2 separate regions of the Homo sapiens genome follow, and region 1 is linked to region 2. Evidence: read pairs that join two places in POLR2A ChIA-PET (ENCODE). Cell type or tissue: CD4-positive, alpha-beta T cell. All regions are shown on one strand. Each heading gives the region's core, and the rest is flanking DNA. Links, peaks and the distances in the headings are about the cores only. Region 1 overlaps DAP3 (death associated protein 3). Region 2 has its middle 12 kb from the start of MSTO1.

The links. Peaks named below come from ENCODE experiments on the same cell type or tissue, not always from the same donor. Only the 100,000 strongest peaks of a DNase experiment are listed, where the experiment ranks them.
Region 1: POLR2A ChIA-PET joins it to region 2 with 16 read pairs; 4 of 35 experiments call an interaction of 5 or more read pairs at or near these places.

The regions. Positions count from the first base shown.
Region 1 is chr1:155,707,494-155,711,830 of GRCh38, reverse strand. It overlaps DAP3 (death associated protein 3), which reads right to left. Exons shown (of 13, transcript NM_004632.4): 2 at 2,007-2,058. The coding sequence starts at 2,051. Among named protein-coding and RNA genes, the nearest start is that of DAP3, 21 kb to the right of the region's middle. In CD4-positive, alpha-beta T cell, for the core only: no CTCF peak of the experiment used is centred there; no DNase peak of the experiment used is centred there.
Region 2 is chr1:155,596,512-155,600,845 of GRCh38, reverse strand. It overlaps a transcript of MSTO1 not described here and the pseudogene DAP3P1. Among named protein-coding and RNA genes, the nearest start is that of MSTO1, 12 kb to the left of the region's middle. RefSeq lists enhancers at 34-687, 688-1,340 and a silencer at 1,574-1,868. In CD4-positive, alpha-beta T cell, for the core only: no CTCF peak of the experiment used is centred there; a DNase peak (open chromatin) is centred at 1,715; H3K4me3 peaks cover 579 bases.

The DNA of each region.
Region 1 (4,337 bases), core at 338-4,337, 110 kb before region 2:
CTCAGGCCTTTAGCCACAGACTGAAGACTGCACTGTCAGCTTCCCTACTTTTGAAGTTTTGGGACTTGGACTGGCTTACTTGCTCCTCAGCTTGCTCACGGCCTACTGTGGGACTTCGCCAGATGGTGTGACTCAATACTCCTTAACAAACTCTCCTTCATATATACTTCTATCCTATTAGTGCTGTCCCTGTAGAGAACCCTGACTAATACAGTCACCCTGAACCAAACTAGTAAAAAAAAAAAAACAAAACTTTCTCTCACCAACAGCACTCTACAGTCTAGCCTCAGGTCTTTGTTGTCTGTTATTAAGAAAGAGGAAATTTTTTTTTTTCTTTTGAGATGGAGTCTCGCTCTATTGCCCAGGCTAGAGTGCAGTGGCGTGATCTTGGCTCACTGCAACCTCTACCTCTTGGGTTCAAGCGATTCTCTTACCTCAGCCTCCCAAGTAGCTGGGATTACAGGCGTGTGCCACCACACGCAGCTAATTTTTGTATTTTTAGTAGAGACGGGGTTTCACTATGTTGGCCAGGCTGGTCTCAAACTGCTGACCTCAGGTGATCTGCCTGCCTCGGCCTCCCAAAGTGCTGGGATTACAGGCATGAGCTACTGTGCCCGGCCGAGAGAGGAAATTTATTTTAGCCTTGTAATATGATCAGTTGAGTCCAGAATCCATCCCTCTGCTGATCCTTGCTTTCGTTTCATTTTATAATAATGGGTTATTTTATGTATTAATATATAGGCCTGAGGGAAGGGGGCACATGCAGGGGGAGCCATATAGGAGGAAGGGCTCCTTTTCTAGGAAATCTAATCTGTAATTAAATAATCAGCTGAAAATGACCAAGTCTTTCTGGCTCAGTTCTGAGCCTTTCAGGATCTCCTGCTGACTCGACTAATCCCGCTCAGGTGCTCCTCTTTGGTGCTGTAAGAGCACCATACTGAAATAGTCATTTTTTCATGATTCTACTGGACTGTAAGCTTCTGGAGAACATGGACCATAAAATGCAATAGAGCACAGTGGTTAGGCCACAGGCTTTGAAGTCAGACAGACCTGGCATCTCGTGTGGGCTTTGCAACCTCACAGGCTATTTCCTCAGGTAAGTTACCTAGCCAGTCTCATCTTTAGTTTCTCCATCTGTGAAACAAGGATATTATCTCGTTCATGGGTTGATCATGAGGATTAAAAAAATAAATCACTTAGTGTAGTACCTGGCACATAATAATACCCAACAAATAATAACTATTATTAGTGAAATGAGGCATCTTAGAATTCTGAGTACCTGCCATATAGAAGGTACTGAAGGCCGGGCACAGTGGCTCACGCCTGTAATCCCAGCACTTTGGGAGGCCTAGGTGGGCAGATCACGAAGTCAGGAGTTCGAGACCAGCCTAGCTAATATGATGAAACACCGTTTCTACTAAAAATACAAAAATTAGCCGGGCATGGTGGCAAGCGCCTGTAGTCCCAGCTATTCGGGAGGCTGAGGCAGAAGAATAGCTTGAACCCAGGAGGCAGAGGTTGCAGTGAGCCGAGATTGCGCCACTGCACACTCCAGCCTGGGCAACAGAGCGAGACTCTGTCTCAAAAAAAAAAAAAAAAAAGTACTGAAAAACTATTTGGTAAATATGTGAAAAAATGAAGTAAACCAGCAGAATGGTCTTTTTCATGTACAATTTTATTTTTTATTCTATTTTAGATGCTAAAGCTGTAAATTGGCAACTTGTTTTTCTTTTAAATACTTCATTAAGGGATGATAACCATTCTCTAGTTGGCTAGAGAAATAAAGTTAATAAAGATAATTACAGTCAAACTTACTTATGTTTTCTGGAAAAATATTAATTCTCCTATTCCATGGTAAATTCTCAAGCACAATTATTCTACTGAAACCTGTTACATATGAAGTTTTCCAGAGCATTTCACTCTAGATACAATGAATCCATCTGAAAACAAGAATCTGGGAACCTAAAGGCAGTATGCACAGAGTGTTCAGGTCAGTCAGGACTCACCTTATGGATCCTAGAGATAAGCCTTGTTATTCCTTTCAGCATCATCCTTGCACTGTTACAAAAAAAAAAAAAGTGAAAAGGTAAACCACAAATGGGAAAAGATGTGTGCAACATGGAAAACTGACAATAGATTAATAGGGATTAATAATCTATATTAATATCTAGAATATATAAAGAATGCCTACAGCTTCATTAAAAAAATGAGCAAAAGGCATGAACAGGCATTTCACAGAAAACGAAACACAAAAGGCTAGTGAACCCATGAAAAGATTTTTGAACCTCATTACAAATCAGGGAAATGCTAATTAAAATGATGAAAACCAGATACCATTCACAATCATCATACTGGGAAAATAAAAAAGTCAGGCGGGACACAGTGGCTCACATGTACAATCCCCACACTTTGGGAGGAACACTTCTCGGGGCTGAGGTGGGTGGATTGCTTGAGCCCAGGAGTTCAAGACTGGCCTCAGCAACAAAGTGAGACCCTGTCTTTACAAAAAATATAAAAATTAGCAGGGCATGGTAGTGCATGCCTGTAGTCCCAGCTCCTCGGAAGGCCGAGGCAGGAGGATCACTTGAGCTTGGGAGGAGGTGGAGGTCACAGTGAGCTGAGATGCACTACATTCCAGCATGGATGACAGAGTGAGACCACCTCAAAAAAAAAAAAGAAAATAGGCCAGGTGTAATGGCTCATACCTGTAATCCCAGCACTTTGGGAGGTCAAGGTGGGCAGATCACTTGAGGTCAGGAATTCGAGACCAGCCTGGCCAACATGGTAAAACTTCATCTCTACCAAAAAATATTTTAAAAAATTAGTCGGAGGCCACGCGCAGTGGCTCACGCCTGTAATCCCAGCACTTTGGGAGGCCGAGGCGGGCAGATCACGAGGTCAGATCGAGACGGTCCTGGCTAACACGGTGAAAACCCGTCTCTACTAAAAATGCAAAAAAATAGCTAGGTGTGGTGGTGGGCGCCTGTAGTCCCAGCTACTTGGGAGGCTGAGGCAGGAGAATGGCATGAAACTGGGAGGCGGAGCTTACAGTGAGCTGAGATCATGCCACTGCACTCCAGCCTGGGCGACAGAGCAAGACTGTGTCTCAAAAAAAAAAAAAAAAAAAAATTAGTCAGGAGTGGTGATATGCACCTGTAGTCCCAGCTACTCTGGAGGCTAAGGCAGGAGGATTGCTTGCATCCAGAGGTTGCAGTGAGCTGATATCACACCACTGTACGCTAGCCCAGGTGACAGAGTGAGACTCTGTCTCAAAAAAAAAAAAAAAAAAACAAAAACAGAAAAAGAAAATTAAAAAGTCAGACAATAGCAAATGTTAAATAGGCTGCGAAACATTACATTGTATTCAACTTTCATACATGTCAATGAAAGTATAAATACACTATCTTTGCAAAGTTGAAAATGCACAAAACAAAGTTGAAAATACACTATCTTTGCAAAGTTGAAAATGTACAAACAAAAAGTTGAAAGTGTGGTGGCTCAAGCCTGTAATCCCAGTACTTTGGGAGGCCAAGGCAGGTGGATCACCTGAGGTCAGGAGTTCAAGAGCAGCCTGGCCAACATGGTGAAACCCAATCTCTACTAAAAATACAAAAAATTAGCTGGGCGTGGTGGTACACACCGGTAATCCCAGCTACTCGGGAGGCAGAGGCAGGAGGATTCCTTGAACCTGGGAGGCAGAGGTTGCAGTGAGCCGAGATCGTGCCATTGCATTCCAGACTGGGCAACAAGAGTGAAACTCTGTCTCAAAACAAAAACCAAAACCAAAACTTCTACATGTACACTGGGAAATATATATAAGGAGGTTCATACTAGCAGAGTATGAATTATAAAAAAACTGTAGAAAAAACTAATGTCCCTTAGTAGAACAGTAGATAGAGACAGTCATAAAATGGAATATTAGAAAGCAATTAAATGAAAAAATTACCATTGCATGCATCAACATGGATCTCAAAAATGAATACTGAGTGAACGCTATTACATCTGGCATGACATAACATATAAAATTCAAAACCAAAAAGCTTCATTAATTATTTGGGGGATATAAATAGGAAAACTGAAACAAAAAAGCAAGAGAATGATAAAAACAACATTTAGAATAATGGTTACTCCTGGGGAGAAGAAAAGGGAAGAAGATTGGGGCAGGGCACACAAGGAAACTGATAATAAACTAACACTGGATAATGGATACATGAGAATTTATTATTTTCATATCATGTGTATTATATTCATTTTTTTGTATACAGGAAATATCTAATTTAAAAGCCCGAATCTTTTGGAGCTAAGAGGTTTAAAATACTTAAATGTAACTCTCAATA
Region 2 (4,334 bases), core at 1-4,000:
AATTAGCCGGGCGTGGTGGCAGGTGACTTTAGTCCCAGCTACTTGGGAGGCTGAGGCAGGAGAATGGCATGAACCTGGGAGGCGGAGCTTGCCAACATGGCAAAACCCTGTCTATACTAAAAATACAGAAATTAGCCAGATGTGGTGGTGCATGCCTGTAATCCCAGCTACTGGGGAGGCTAAGGCAGGAGAATCGCTTGAACCCGGGGGATGCAGGTTGCAGTGAGCCGAGATCGTGCCACTGCACTCCAGTCTGGGCGACAGAGCAAGACTCCATCTCAAAAAAAAAGAAAGAAAAAATATGGATGCACACAATATTTAACAAAAAAGGGACATATGCTGTGGGGAAAAGCAAGAGAGATCAGATTGTTACTGTGTCTGTATAGAAAGAAGTAGACATAGGAGACTCCATTTTGTTCTGTACTAAGAAAAATTCTTCTGCCTTGAGATTCTGTTAATCTATGACCTTACCCCCAACCCTGTGCTCTCTGAAACATGTGCTGAGTCAACTCAGGGTTAAATGAATTAAGGGCTGTGCAAGATGTGCTTTGTTAAACAGATGCTTGAAGGCAGCATGCTCGTTAAGAGTCATCACCACTCCCTAATCTCAAGTACCCAGAGACACAAAACACTGCGGAAGCCCGCAGGGACCTCTGCCTAGGAAAGCCAGGTATTGTCCAAGGTTTCTCCCCATGTGATAGTCTGAAATATGGCCTCGTGGGAAGGGAAAGACCTGACCGTTCCCCAGCCCGACACCCGTAAAGGGTCTGTGCTGAGAAGGATTAGTATAAGAGGAAGGCATGCCTCTTGCAGTTGAGACAAGAGGAAGGCATCTGTCTCCTCCCCGTCCCTGGGCAATGGAATGTCTCGGTATAAAACCCGATTGTACATTCCATCTACTGAGATAGGGAAAAACCGCCTTAGGGCTGGAGGTGGGACATGCGGGCAGCAATACTGCTTTGTAAAGCATTGAGATGTTTATGTGTATGCATATCTAAAAGCACAGCACTTAATCCTTTACCTTGTCTATGATGCAAAGACCTTTGTTCACGTGTTTGTCTGTTGACCCTCTCCCCACTATTGTCTTGTGACCCTGACACATCCCCCTCTCGGAGAAACACCCACGAATGATCAATAAATACTAAGGGAACTCAGAGGCTGGCGGGATCCTCCATATGCTGAACGCTGGTTCCCCTGGTCCCCTTATTTCTTTCTCCATACTTTGTCTCTGTGTCTTTTTCTTTTCCAAGTCTCTCATTCCACCTTACGAGAAACACCCACAGGTGTGGAGGGGCAACCCACCCCTTCATATGCAAAGTGTAATATCCCTTAAGTTTTGACAACCTATACTGATGACTCTAGAATGCTGATAAATAGTAAAAGGCTCTGTGGGTACTCAGAATTGTTAACCGATGGCAAAAAATAAAAAACAAAAAAAACCCCGTGGTGACCTCTAAGGCAGGAGTTTATGCTCATGGGTATTAAATATCAAAAGAAGGACTGCTTAGCATCAAAAGGCTTCAGGAAGCTTTTAGCCCAATTTCCTTTCATCACATTGACTTCACCTTGTAACCTGCTTGGCAGTAATATCACGAAGAAATCATGATGGATGAGCTCAGACTGCTCTACATCTGGAGTAAAGGCTTTTCTTTTTTTTTTTTCTTTTCTGAGACAGCGTCTTGTTTTGTCGCCCAGGCTAGAGTGCAGTGGTGCGATCACGGCTCACTGCAGCCTCCTCCTGGGCTTAAGCTCAGGCAATCCGCCTGCCTCGGCTTTCCAAAGTGCTGGGATTACAGGCATGAGCCATCGTGACTGGCAAAGGCTTTTCCTTTAGCTATCAGATCCCCGTTAGAAAATTAAAGCTACAAGACTACCACGGTAACAAGATAACTGAACCTAACAGAGAGAAGACAAGACAGGAAGTTCTTACCATCTGGAATACGTAGTATCAGCCAGTCCTGTTTTGCACAGAAATGAATAACATGGCAAAGACCGAGTGTTTTTCCGGTTCCCTTCTCTCCATCTAAAATATATGTTGTTAAAGAAAACGTGACTACAAGGTGACTAGAAAGGTCACTTGTACTGTCAACAGTACTTATGTTTTTTTTGTTGTTCTTGCTGTTTGAGACTGGGTCTCGCTCTGTTCTCCAGGCTGGAAAGCAGTGACGTGATCTTGGCTCACTGCAACCTCTACCTTCTGGGTTCAAGGGATGCTCCTGCCTCAGCCTCCCAAGTAGCTGTGATTACAGGTGTGTACCACCACGCCTGGCTAATTTTTGTATTTTTAGTAGAGACAGAGTTTCACTATGTTGACCAGGCTCATCTTGAACTCTTGGCCAAAAGTGGTTTGCCTGCCTTGGCCTCCCAAAGTGCTGGGATTACAAGTGAGCTACTGCACCTGGCCAGTGTTTATATTTTTTAAAGAAATCCTGGCCGGGTGCGGTGGCTCACACCTGTAATTCTAGCACTTTGTGAGGCCGAGGCAGGTGGATCACCTGAAGTCAGAAGTTCGAGAACAGCCTGACCAACATGGAGAAACCCTGTCTCTACTAAAAATACAAATTAGCTGGCCGTGGTGGCACATGCCTGTAATCCCAGCTACTTTGGAGGCTGAGGCGGGAGAATTGCTTGAACCAGGGAGGCAGAGGTTGTGGTGAGCTGAGATGCGTCATTGCACTCCAGCCTGTGCAACAAGGGTGAAATTCCATCTAAAAAAAAAAGAAATTCTGGCCGGGTGTAGTGGCACACGCCTGTAATCCCAGTGCTTTGGGAGGCTGAGATGGGCAGATCATCTGAGGTCAGGAGTTTGAGACCAGCCTGGGCAACATGGTGAAACCCTGTTTCTACTAAAAATACAAAAAATTAGCTGGGCGTGGTGGCGCGTGCCTGTAATCCCAGATACTGGGGAGACTGAGGCAGGAGAATCGCTCGAACCCAGGAGGCAGAGGCTGCAGTGAGCCGAGATCGCGCCACGGCACTCCAGCCTGGGCAGCAGACTGAAACTCCATCTCAAAAAAAAAAAAGACAAAAAGTAGTGGCTGGGTGCTGTGGCTCACGCCTGTAATCCCAGCACTTTGGGAGACCAAGGCGGGTGGATCACCTGGGGTCAGGAGTTCGAGACCAGCCTGACCAACATGGTGAAACCCCCTCCCTACTAAAAATACAAAAATTAGCCAGGCGTGGTGGCGCATATCTGTAATCCCAGCTACTCAGGCGGCTGAGACGGGAGAATCGCTTGAACCCGGGAGGCGGAGGTTGCAGTGAGCCGAAATCACACCACTGCACTCCAGCCTGGGCAACAGAGTGAGACTTCTTCTAAAAAAAAAAAAAGTTTGCAATTACCTGTCAAATCCTACATCAATCCAATTGTTTTGTTAGGATTTAGTTTCCCTCTTGTTGCCCAGGCTGGAGTGTAATGGCGTGATCTCAGCTCACTGCAACTCGGCCTCCCAGGTTCAAGTGATTCTCCTGCCTCAGCCTCCCGAGTAGCTGGGACTACAGGCGCCCGCCACTATGCCCTACTAATTTTTTGTGTTTTTAATAGAGACGGGGTTTTACCATGTTGACCAGGCTGGTCTCCAACTCCTGACCTCAGGTGATCCGCCTGCGTTGGCCTCCCAAAATCCTGCAATTACAGGCGTCAGCCACCATGCACAACCTTGTCTTCTCATCTGTGACCAAGACTTTGAAAAGTGGATAAGGTCTGGTATTCACTCATGTCTTTGTCTTTTGTATTTTTGAGGCAGGGTCTTGCTCAGTTGCCCAGGCTGGAGTGCGGTAGTGCAATCACCGCTCACTGAGGCCTTGGCTTCCCAGGCTCATAAGATCCTCCAACCTCAGCCTCACAAGTAGCTGGGACCACAGGTGTGCACCACCACACCTGTCTAATTTTTTGACTTTTTTTGGATAGAGATGAGGTTTTGCTATGTTGCCCAGGTTGGTCTTGAACTCCTGAGCTCAAGGGATCCTCCCACTTTGGCCTCTCAAAGTGTTGGGATTGCAGGCATGAGCCACCACAACTGGACCATTCATCTCTTAAAGCTGGAAAAGATATCTCCCATTGTTTTGAGACAGCCTGCTGTCCAGGCTGGAGTGCAGTGGCCCAATCTCAGCTGACTGTAGCCTTGACTTCCTGGGCTCAAGTGATCCTTACAGCTAAACCTCTTGAGTAGCTTGGACTACAGGCACATACCACTGTGCACTGCTAATTAAAAATTTTTTTGTGTGGAGTTGGGGACTCTCTATGTTGCCCAGGCTAGTCTTGAACTCTTGGGCTCAAGTGATCCTCCCACCTCGGGATCCCAAAGTGCTGGGATTACAGGCATAAGCTACTG